Linked DNA regions of Homo sapiens: region 1 is linked to region 2. The links are chromatin loops, found by intact Hi-C in ENCODE. Cell type or tissue: heart right ventricle. All regions are shown on one strand. Links, peaks and the distances in the headings refer to the core of each region. The heading gives the core; the rest is flanking DNA.

Region 1 (5,347 bases), core at 348-5,347, 280 kb after region 2:
CCTCAACTCTCAAAGCTGCTGGCACGTAGGCTGGTTTTCCACTAGCCGTGTTTTACTTCTACCTCTTATGTAAGTTTCGTAGGAGATGACAGTGATATTACTAGTGATAACAGTCACCCCTGACGTTTATATGGGGCTGGATGGTTTGCAAGCACTTTTACATCCATTCTATTCCATTTTCTGCCCACAGCAATCCTGTGGTGTGTTTGTCATTTCCGCTTTACATATGAGTAACAAGGGCTAGAGAAACCAAATAACCTGCTCCAAGTTACACCATTGGCAGGGCTGGGAACTGAACTCGCCACAAGTTACACCACTGGCAGGGCTGGGAACTGAACTCGCCACAAGTTACACCACTGGCAGGGCTGGGAACTGAACTCGCCACAAGTTACACCACTGGCAGGGCTGGGAACTGAACTCGCCACAAATTACACCACTGGCAGGGCTGGGAACTGAACTCGCCACAAGTTACACCACTGGCAGGGCTGGGAACTGAACTCACCAGTTACGAGACCTTCCCCCCACACCATAGGCACATCTACCCTTAGAACATGCCAGTCTCCTGAGAATATCCATAGCCCCAGGTGAACTCTGAAGACGGTCACATTACCAGGAAATAAGACGGATTAACATAGACTTTTCTTGGCTTAAGTTTCATTTCAGGGCTTTGATCTTATGCTAGAAATTGGGTGGAATCAGAAATCAAGGATATTTCTCACTGTTTCTCAGTAAGTTATTATCAACCCCTTACCTCCTTTTAATTCTCCCACATTAAAGTAACAGATTTCAGCCAGGTGCAGTGGCTCACGCCTGTAATCCAAGCACTTTGGGAGGCCAAGGTGGGAGGATCGCTTGAGCCCAGGAGCTCAAGACCAGCCTGGGCAACATACCGAGACCCTGTCTCTACTTTAAAAAAAAAAAAGCCACAGGTTTCCTGCAAAAGGTGGGTACAAAAGATGAGAAGGATTGATTAGGCCAGGTTAGAGGCCCCCAAGCCTGAGGAAATAGCAAGCATGTTGTCAGTTCTCTACAGGGGCGCGTGGAATGTTGTAGGTAAATTGTTCAGTGAGGCAGAAAGAATGAAGGCAGCCAAAGTGCTTCTAAAGCAATACGTGGGTAGGCCTGAAGAGGGGATATTTATTAAAACTATTGAGGATTAGGACAGACCTTTTATAATTCTCTGGCTTTTCTACATCAACACCTAGCAGCCAGTGGCACCAAAGGTGGTAAGCAAGTTTATTCTCAGCACCACAGCCCACAGGCCCAGACAGAAGTATGAAGTTAGAGGAATTTCTAACTCCCCTTTTCTCTTTGTTAACAATATATACTCAACCTTGAGTTTTGCTTGTCCCATTCTTTTTTTTTTTTTTTTTGAGACAGAGTTTTGCTCTGTTGCCCAGGCTGGAGTGCAATGGCGTGATCTCGGATCACCGCAACCTCCGCCTCCCGGGTTCAAGTGATTCGCCTGCCTCAGCCTCCCGAGTAGCTGGGATTACAGGTGCGCGCCACCATGCCCGGCTAATTTCTTGTATTTTTAGTAGAGGCAGTGTTTCGCCGTTTTGGCCAGGCTGGTCTTGAACTCCTGACCTCAGGTGATCCACCCGGCCTCCTATTCTTTACTTTGCTGCCTATGGATCCCTGACAAGTTGTTCATGAGTAATTGAGATGCTGGCTGAGAGTCTCTGACATAGTCCCAATGAACATGCTTCACACTACAGTGGTCTCTCGGGGATGGTATAGTGATCTTAGTAATTATCAGCAAAAGGCTGGTGGCCCATACAGGAAGGAGTAAGTGAAGTTTAGCACGCCTCCGAACAACATTATTGATCCCCAGTATCATTCATCTCTTCTTGCCCTTGCAAAGGATATTCATAGCAGTAAAATGGCCAGGCGCTGTGGCTCACGCCTGTAATCCCAGCACTTTGGGAGGCCAAGTCAGGTGGATCACTTGAGGTCAGGAGTTCGTGACCAGCCTGGCCAACACGGTGAAACCCTGTCTACTAAAAATGCAAAGATTAACCAGGCGGGGTGACATGCGCCTGTAGTCCCAGCTACTCGGGAGGCTGAGGCAGGAGAATCGCTTGAATCCAGGAGGCAGAGGTTTCAGTGAGCCGAGACTGTGCCACTACACTCCAGCCTGGGCGACAGAGCGAGACTCGGTCTCAAAAAAAAAAAAAAAAGTAGTGAAATGATAGATCCTGAGGATAAAACTTCTTTTATTTATTTATGTATTTTTATTGATCATTCTTGGGTGTTTCTCGCAGAGGGGGATTTGGCAGGGTCATAGGACAATAGTGGACGGAAGGTCAGCAGATAAACAAGTGAACAAAGGTCTCTGGTTTTCCTAGGCAGAGGGCCCTGCGGCCTTCTGCAGTGTTTGTGTCCCTGGGTACTTGAGATTAGGGAGTGGTGATGACTCTTAACGAGCATGCTGCCTTCAAGCATCTGTTTAACAAAGCACATCTTGCACCGCCCTTAATCCATTTAACCCTGAGTGGACACAGCACATGTTTCAGAGAGCACAGGGTTGGGGGTAAGGTCACAGATCAACAGGATCCCAAGGCAGAAGAATTTTTCTTAGTACAGAACAAAATTGAGTCTCCCATGTCTACTTCTTTCTACACAGACACAGCAACAATCTGATTTTTCTATCTTTTCCCCACATTTCCCCCTTTTCTATTCGACAAAACCGCCATCGTCATCATGGCCCGTTCTCAATGAGCTGTTGGGTACACCTCCCAGACGGGGTGGTGGCCGGGCAGAGGGGCTCCTCACCTCCCAGTAGGGGCGGCCGGGCAGAGGCGCCCCTCACCTCCCGGACGGGGTGGCTGCCGGGCGGAGACGCTCCTCACTTCCCAGACCGGGTCGCGGCCGGGCAGAGGAGCTCCTCACATCCCAAACGGGGCGGCGGGGCAGTGGCGCTCCCCACATCTCAGACGATGGGCGGCCGGGCAGAGACGCTCCTCACTTCCTAGACGGGATGGCGGCGGGGAGGAGGCGCTCCTCACTTCCCAGACTGGGCAGCCGGGCAGAGGGGCTCCTCACATCCCAGACGATGGGCGGCCAGGCAGAGACGCTCCTCACATCCCAGACGGGGTCGTGGCCGGGCAGAGGCGCTCCTCACCTCCAAGACTGGGTGGCGGTCGGGCAGAGACACTCCTCAGTTCCCAGACGGGGTCGTGGCCTGGCAGAGGCGCTCCTCACATCCCAGATGGGGCGGCGGGGCAGAGGCGCTCCCCACATCTCAGACGATGGGCGGCCGGGAAGAGGCGCTCCTCACTTCCCAGACTGGGCGGCCGGGCAGAGGGGCTCCTCACATCCCAGACGATGGGCGGCCAGGCAGAGACGCTCCTCACTTCCCAGACGGGGTGGCGGCCGGGCAGAGGCTGCAGTCTCAGCACTTTGGGAGGCCAAGGCAGGCGGCTGGGAGGTGGAGGTTGTAGCGAGCCGAGATCACGCCACTGCACTCCAGCCTGGGCAGCATTGAGCACTGAGTGAACGAGACTCCGTCTGCAATCCCGGCACCTCGGGAGGCCGAGGCTGGCGGATCACTCGCGGTTAGGAGCTGGAGACCAGCCCGGCCAACACAGCAAAACCCTGTCTCCACCAAAAAAATACGAAAACCAGTCAGGCGTGGCGGCGTGCGCCTGCAATGGCAGGCACTGGGCAGGCTGAGGCAGGAGAATCAGGCAGGGAGGTTGCAGTGAGCAGAGATGGCGGCAGTACAGTCCAGCTTCCGCTCGGCATCAGAGGGAGACCATAGAAAGAGAGGGAGAGGGAGACCGTGGGGAGAGGGAGAGGGGAGAGGGGAGAAGGGAGAGGGGAGAGGGAGAAAACTTCTCTTATGGCCTTCGGTTTGTATTTCTCAGGCCAATAGATGTATCTATTCCAGTCAGAGGGCTCGTGGTTGCTATTTTTATATTCCCTCTTTTCTCACGGACTGAGAGAAACTAGTTAAGAAAGAAGTAACCTCTTTCTCATACTTTTTTTTTTTTTGAGACAGAGTCTTGCTTTGTCACCCAGGCTGGAGTGCAGTGGTGCGATTTTGGCTCACTGTAGCCTCTGCCTCCTGGGTTCAAGCAATTCTCCTGCCTCAGCCTCCCAAGTAGCTGGGACTACAAGCGCCCGCCACCATGCCTGGCTAATTTTTTTGTATTTTTAGTAGAGACGGGGTTTCACCATGTTAGCCACGTTAGTCTTGAACTCCTGACCTCGTGATCTGCCCGCCTTGGCCTCCCAAAGTGCTGGGATTACAGGCATGAGCCACCGTGCCTGGCCTTTCTCATACTTTTAGAAACCCTTATTTGACCAAATCCTTCCAGACCCAGGACAGGGAGATTTCCTTCTTTCCTAGGCTCCACCCACTAACCGGTTCACCAGCAAACCCTCTGGCCCTATTGACCACAGCAAGATGACTGGTATACAGAGTGAGGGTAACAGTTCTAGCAGACTAGGAGAAATAGCTACAAAAGCAGCTGGCTAACTTCATATGTATACTCCATAAATCATTAGGTTGGGTGGTTTGTGAATAGATTGTAGAATTTATGAGCAAAGCAAAGAGAGATATGAAGTCCACTGAGGCCTGGCCTCTGCCTATTGTCCTTTTTCTGGGCCTGAGAACATTGACTGGGTCTTTCTGAATGGCAGTTATCATGGGTTTTAATGATGTTTCCTTATTTTCAGATTGATTTTGTAGCCCATGATGATATTCCTTATTCATCTGCTGGCAGTGATGATGTTTATAAGCACATCAAGGAGGCAGGTGAGTGAGCTGTGCTTCCTCACTGTAGGGGATCTCAGGGCAGCTGCAGATGTTCAGCCATGTTGCTGCTTTACAGAGGAAAATGTGTACATTAGAAATTCAACATCCTCTTTCAGGCCACATTTTGGATAAAAGGTAAAGATGAGCATAGCACCCATCAATTCTTTGTCGTCAGTTCATGACATCCATCAATTCTTGGTCTAAACATCTACTTTGGATATCTCTCTTAATTTCAGGAAACCCTTTCTCATATTTTTCTTAATATTAGGGCTATGTAACTCTTCTTTGCCTTACCTCTGGCCTTTGATTCGGTCTACCTTCTGTATATCAGTATCTTTCAGTTTCATTTAGTAATAACAGATTCTGCTTTTTGAGGAAAGGAAAGGAATGTTGCCCCCAATTTCCATTTAGTCTTAATACCTGAGCTAACCAGAACCTCACAGTGTTTGTCTGTATGTGTTTCTGAGTTAGGCATGTTTGCTCCAACACAGAGGACAGAAGGTATCTCCACATCAGACATCATCACCCGAATTGTGCGGGATTATGATGTGTATGCGAGGCGGAACCTGCAGAGGGGCTACACAG
Region 2 (5,371 bases), core at 254-5,253:
CTACAGATGAACGACTAAGTGAAAAATGGGTTTAGTAAGGTTGCTGAATAAAAAGGTAAATATAGAAAAATTGGTCGTATTTATAACAGCAATAAGAAAAACATTAAACACTACTTACAACAGCATCAAGAAACATCAAATACCTAGTAATAAATCTAATGGAAAACATGCAAAAACTCTACAAAGGAAACTACAAAACACGACCGAGGAAAATTAAAGAGAATCTAAATAAAGATACGTATCATATTCATGAATTAGAAGGCTAAATATTATGAAGATGTCAATGTAATTCTACTCAATATCCCAGCTCATAGCGTTCTAAAAATTAGCAAGCTTATTGAAAATTTTATATGAAAATGCAAATGGCCCAGAATACCCCAGATAATCTTGAAGAGCATAGCTGGAGGACTCACACTGTATGTTATTAAGACTTTTTAATGAAGCCAAAATAATTAAGGTTGAGTGTGATTTGGGCACAAGAATAAATAAGCAGACCAATGGAACAGAATAGAGGATAGAAATAGATGCTTGCATGTATGCAAACTTGATTAATGACAAAAGTCCACTGCAGAGCAGTGAGGAAACTCTTTATAATAAATGGGATTGAGTCAGTTGTATATCCATATGGAGAAGAAAAGAATCTTGACCTTCTTCACATTAATCCAAAGGTCTAAATTTTAGGCATATTACAGATATAAATGTAATAGGTAAAGTGGTGAAGCTTCTAAAAGGAAAAAAATATTTTCATGACCTTGGGGTAGGAAAAATTTCATATATAAGACATCAAAATGAAAACATGATAAATTGGACTACTTGAAAATTAAGAACATTAGTTCATGAAAACACACCATCAAGATGATGAAAAGAAAGCCACGGAGTGGACCGGGTGCGGTGGCTCAAGCCTGTAATCCCAGCACTTTGGGAGGCCGAGGCAGGCGAATCATGAGGTCAAGAGATCGAGACCATCCTGCCCAACATGGTGAAACCCCGTCTCTACTAGAAATACAAAAATTAGCTGGGCTTGGTGGCATGTGCCTGTAGTCCCAGCTATTCAGGAGGCTAAGGCAGGAGAATCACTTGAACCCGGGAGGCAGAGGTTGCAGTGAGCCGAGATCGTGCCATTGCACTCCAGCCTGGGCGACACAGAGAGACTACATCTCACAAAAAAAAAAAAAAAAAAAAAGATACAATGCACTTTGGGTATTCAGGGGAAAGGGTGGGAAGGGGGCGAGGGATAAAAGACCACACGTTGGGTACCGTGTACACTGCTCGAGTGATGGCTGCACCAAATCTCAGAAATCACCACTGAAGAACTTATGAAACCAAACACCACCTGTTCCCCAAAAACCTATTGAAATAAATAAAAAGTAAGTAAAATATAAAAATGGTAAATTTTGTTATGTATATTTTTGCACAATTTAAACAAACTTTTCTGGCTCACACCTGTAATCCCAGCACTTTGGGAGGCCAAGGCGGGAGGACCACTTGAGCCCAGGAGTTGGAGACCAGCCTGGGCAACGTAGCAAGACTATGTCTTAATTAATTAATTAATTAATTAATTTATGGAGACAGAGTCTCGCCCTGTCACCCAGGCTGGAGTGCAATGGCACGATCTTGGCTCACTACAACCTCTGCCTTCTGGGTTCAAGCGATTCTCCTGCCTCAGCCTCCCGAGTAGCTGGGATTACAGGTGCGCGCCACCACGCCCGGCTAATTTGTTGTATCTTTAGTAGAGATGGGGGTTTCACCATGTTGGCCAGGCTGGTTTCGAACTCCTGACCTCGTGATCCGCCAGCCTCAGCCTCCCAAAGTGCTGGGATTACAGGCGTGAGCCACCGTGCCCGGCCTCAGAAGCTCCACAGTGGGCCTCTTCTTATATTTCATGGGCCAGAATTCTGCCACCTGTCCGTTCCTAAACCAATGATAACGGCAATAATAATAAAATTGCTGTGATTGATTTATTCTAAGACTCACCCCCAACTCTCACACTGGGAAGGGGCTCAGCTTCCCCTGAAGCACGTGGCTGCCCAATACTCAAACAATATCTGGATTTTGCTAAGGAGAAAAAAGTAGTGGCGGGGATCAGGGAGGACCCAGCAAGGTTTTTCTCACTGGGGCAGGGACTGATTCCCTGAGGACGCCGAAGTTCTTCCGGAGACGCACCTGAGACGGACTGACTCCCACCCCGGAGTCCCTGCGGAGTTATAAATGTCCCTTAGATCTGTCCCCTCAGCTCTCCATTCCGGGGACCAGTGTTCTGAGCTCGGCCGCCATCGCCTCACGCTCAGCGACGGGCGTGGCCGGGAGCCGCCTGCGGATGGAGGAAGCGGCCGCCAGCGCCCCCTGGAGGCTCGGGCCGGCTCCACTCCCGCGGCCCCCGCCACCGCCCAGCTCCCCGCGGAGGCGCCCAGGCCGGTCTGAGCCCGACAGGGCGGAACCACCGCGGCGGCGCTGCCCTGAGTGGAAATGCGGCCTCCGCAGCGGGAGAAGATGCTGGGAGCCGGATGGGGCCCGGAGGCGCGACACCGCAGTTCTCCGTACTTGAAGACACCCATCCAGGCCACCTTTTCAGTCGGCTGCAGGGACACGTCCTACAAGGGCGTGCTGGAGGCTGAGCTAGCAAAGCTGGGGCGAGGGCGGGACGGTGGATCATTCGCAGACACATCATCACACCAGGGTGTCCGGCACCTTACCCAAGGCCAGGAATAGCAACTCAGATGTTAAATCGTGTCAAACATCTGTGGAGAAGATGGCACCTTTTTCTTCTCCTTCTTTCTCTCTCTCTCTCTCTTTCTTTTTTTTTTTTTTTTTTTTTTTTTTTTTTTTTTTTTTTTTGAGATGGAGTCTCGCTCTGTCACCCAGGCTGGAGTACAGTGGCGCGATCTCGGCTCACTGCAACGTCCACCTCCCGGGTTCAAGTGATTCTCCTGCCTCAGCCTCCCGAGTAGCTGAGATTAGAGGCATGTGCTACCACGCCCGGCTAATTTTTGTATTTTTAGTAGAGACGGGGTTTCACCATGCTGGCCTGGCAGGTCTTGAACTCCCGACCTCAGGACATCCGCCCGCCTTGGCCTCCCAAAGTGCTGGGGTTACAGATGGGAGCCACCGCGCCTGGCTAATTTTTGTGTTTTTAGTAGAGACGGGGTTTCACCATATTGGCCAGGCTAGTTTCGAACTCCTGTACTCTAGGGATCTGCCTACTTCAGCCTCCCAAAGTGCTGGGATTACAGGCATAAGCCACTGCCCAGCCAAGATGGCACTTTTGACAACATCTGTTTGTCCAGATCAGCAATGAGTCAGCAATTGACTTCTACAGAAGTTTGGCTTTGAGATGACTGAGACAAAGACAGATAAAGGATAAGAGGATGGAGCCTGCAGATGCTCAGGAGTTGCAGAAAAACCTCAAAGTCCCTTCCGATCAGAATGGAGATATGCAAAACACAACTGAACAAGTCACAAAATGAACCTTCTTGCACTTGCTTGTTGACAAAAAAAGACAAGCCCATTGATTTTCACCCCCTCTTTCTTGTAAAGCTTTCCTGCACTGCCATGTTTTTGTTTTTCCTTCTTTCTTTTCTTTTCAAAGTTTTAATACTTTCAAGGACTTTAAAAATGATCATGTTTGGGCCAGGCGCAGTGACTCACTCCTGTAATCCCAGCACTTTGGGAGGCCAAGGTGGGTGGATCACTTGAGGTCAGGAGTTCCAGACGAGCCTGGCCAACATGGTGAAACCCCATCTGTACTAAAAATACAAAAATTAGCCAGGCGTGGTGGCGTGTGCCTGTAGTCCCAAGCTACTCAGGAGCCTGAGACAGGGGAATCGCTTGAACCTGGGAGGCAGAGGTTGCAGTGAGCCGAGATCGTGCCACTGCACTCCAGCCTGGGCCACAGAGCAAGACTCCATCTCAAAAAAAAAAAAAAAAAAAAAAAAAAAAAAAAGATCATGTTTGGATTGTTTCAGTTCTCTTATTTTTGTGAGGTGGTTTGACTGAAGGCAGGAGAAGGTAGATCTGTTTAATTTCACAGTTAAGATAAATGGTTCTAAAAATTTAGGTGTCAAATAATTTCACATTTCTTAGCTTGGAGTTGGAGACCAGCCTGGGCAACATAGCAAGACTCTGTCTCTATTTTTTTTTTTTGGAGACGGAGTCTCACACTGTTGCCCAGGCTGGAATGCAATGGCGAGATCTCAGCTCACTGCAACCTCCGCCTTCTGGGTTCAAATGATTCTCCTGCTTCAGCCTCCTGAGTAGCTGGGACTACAGGCGCCTGCCACCACGTCCGGCTAATTTTGGTATTTTCTTAGTAGAGACAGGGTTTCACCATGTTGGCCAGATGGTCTTGATTTCTTGACTTCATGATCCGCCTGCCTCGGCCTCCCAAAGTGCTGGGATTACAGGCGTGAGCCACCGAGCCTGGCCCTCTTAGTTGTTTTTTCTTAGTCCTGCTTTCACATCGAAGGGCAGAGCCTACAAAATATTGTACATTTCAAAAGACAGAAAGAAGCAGCAGTGATATCTTGTTTTCTAATTCATAGACGAGTTTAGTGTGCTTGTGGTACCTTGGGCTTTGAAAGCCTTTGTGGGATACCAATCCCTAGACATTATCTTCACTCCAGCTTTAGTCCTTCCGAGCACTCTCAGGAGTAGCACCGTTGCTATCTCTGGAAGAAATGCTGAGCATATTTATTATTATTATTATTATTTTGGAGACAGAGTCTTGCTCTGTCGCCCAGGCTGGAGTGCAGTGGCGGATCTCGGCTCATTGCAAGCTCCGTCTCCTGAGTTTAGGCGATTCTCCTGCCTTAGCCTCCCGAGGTAGCTGGGACTACAGGCACGCGCCACCACGCCCGGCTAATTTTTGTGTTTTTAGTAGAAAGAGGGTTTCACCATGTTGGCCAGGCTAGTCTTGAACTCCCGACCTCAGGTAATCTGCCTGCCTTGGCCTCCCAAAGTGCTGAGACTACAGGGGTGAGCCACGGCGCCTGGCCGCATATTTTGATTTTTAAAGCAATTATTTCTTCTCTTCTTGCTGGTGGGTGGGGCACCTTGGGTACGTAGTGTTATACTTTGGTCTAAGTATTTTGAGTTAAACTGCTTTTTTGCTAAAATGAATGGGCTGGTTTTTATCAGGTTTATTTTTCCTGCTGTTGTTACTAATGGCATTAACTTTTAGAGTCGGAAGCGGTAAGACTGATTTTTTAAAATATCCCAGAGATATGGCTTCTAATTGACCTAGAGATTTGTCGTAATTTAACTTTTTTCTCCTGCCCCTTTTCTTCAGTAAATCCAACAATAACCCAGGTGTGGTGGCTCATGTCTGTAATCCCAACACTTTGGGAGGCCAAGGCGGGTGAATCACTTGAGCCCA

What was found. A loop is a pair of places that touch in the nucleus more often than their neighbours do. Peaks named below come from ENCODE experiments on the same cell type or tissue, not always from the same donor. Only the 100,000 strongest peaks of a DNase experiment are listed, where the experiment ranks them.
Region 1: a loop joins it to region 2, with 2.9 times the contacts of the local background. A loop is called at or near these places in 79 of 110 quality-filtered maps.

The regions. Positions count from the first base shown.
Region 1 is chr3:196,241,977-196,247,323 of GRCh38, reverse strand. It overlaps PCYT1A (phosphate cytidylyltransferase 1A, choline), which reads left to right. Exons shown (of 9, transcript NM_001312673.2): 6 at 4,684-4,762; 7 at 5,234-5,347. Among named protein-coding and RNA genes, the nearest start is that of SLC51A, 28 kb to the right of the region's middle. RefSeq lists an enhancer at 1-549. In heart right ventricle, for the core only: no CTCF peak of the experiment used is centred there; no DNase peak of the experiment used is centred there; H3K27ac peaks cover 619 bases.
Region 2 is chr3:196,525,910-196,531,280 of GRCh38, reverse strand. It overlaps the pseudogene NAA50P2. Among named protein-coding and RNA genes, the nearest start is that of SMCO1, 13 kb to the right of the region's middle. RefSeq lists a silencer at 2,224-2,523 and an enhancer at 3,294-3,363. In heart right ventricle, for the core only: a CTCF peak has its summit at 2,343 (motif pointing left); a DNase peak (open chromatin) is centred at 2,380; H3K4me3 peaks cover 941 bases.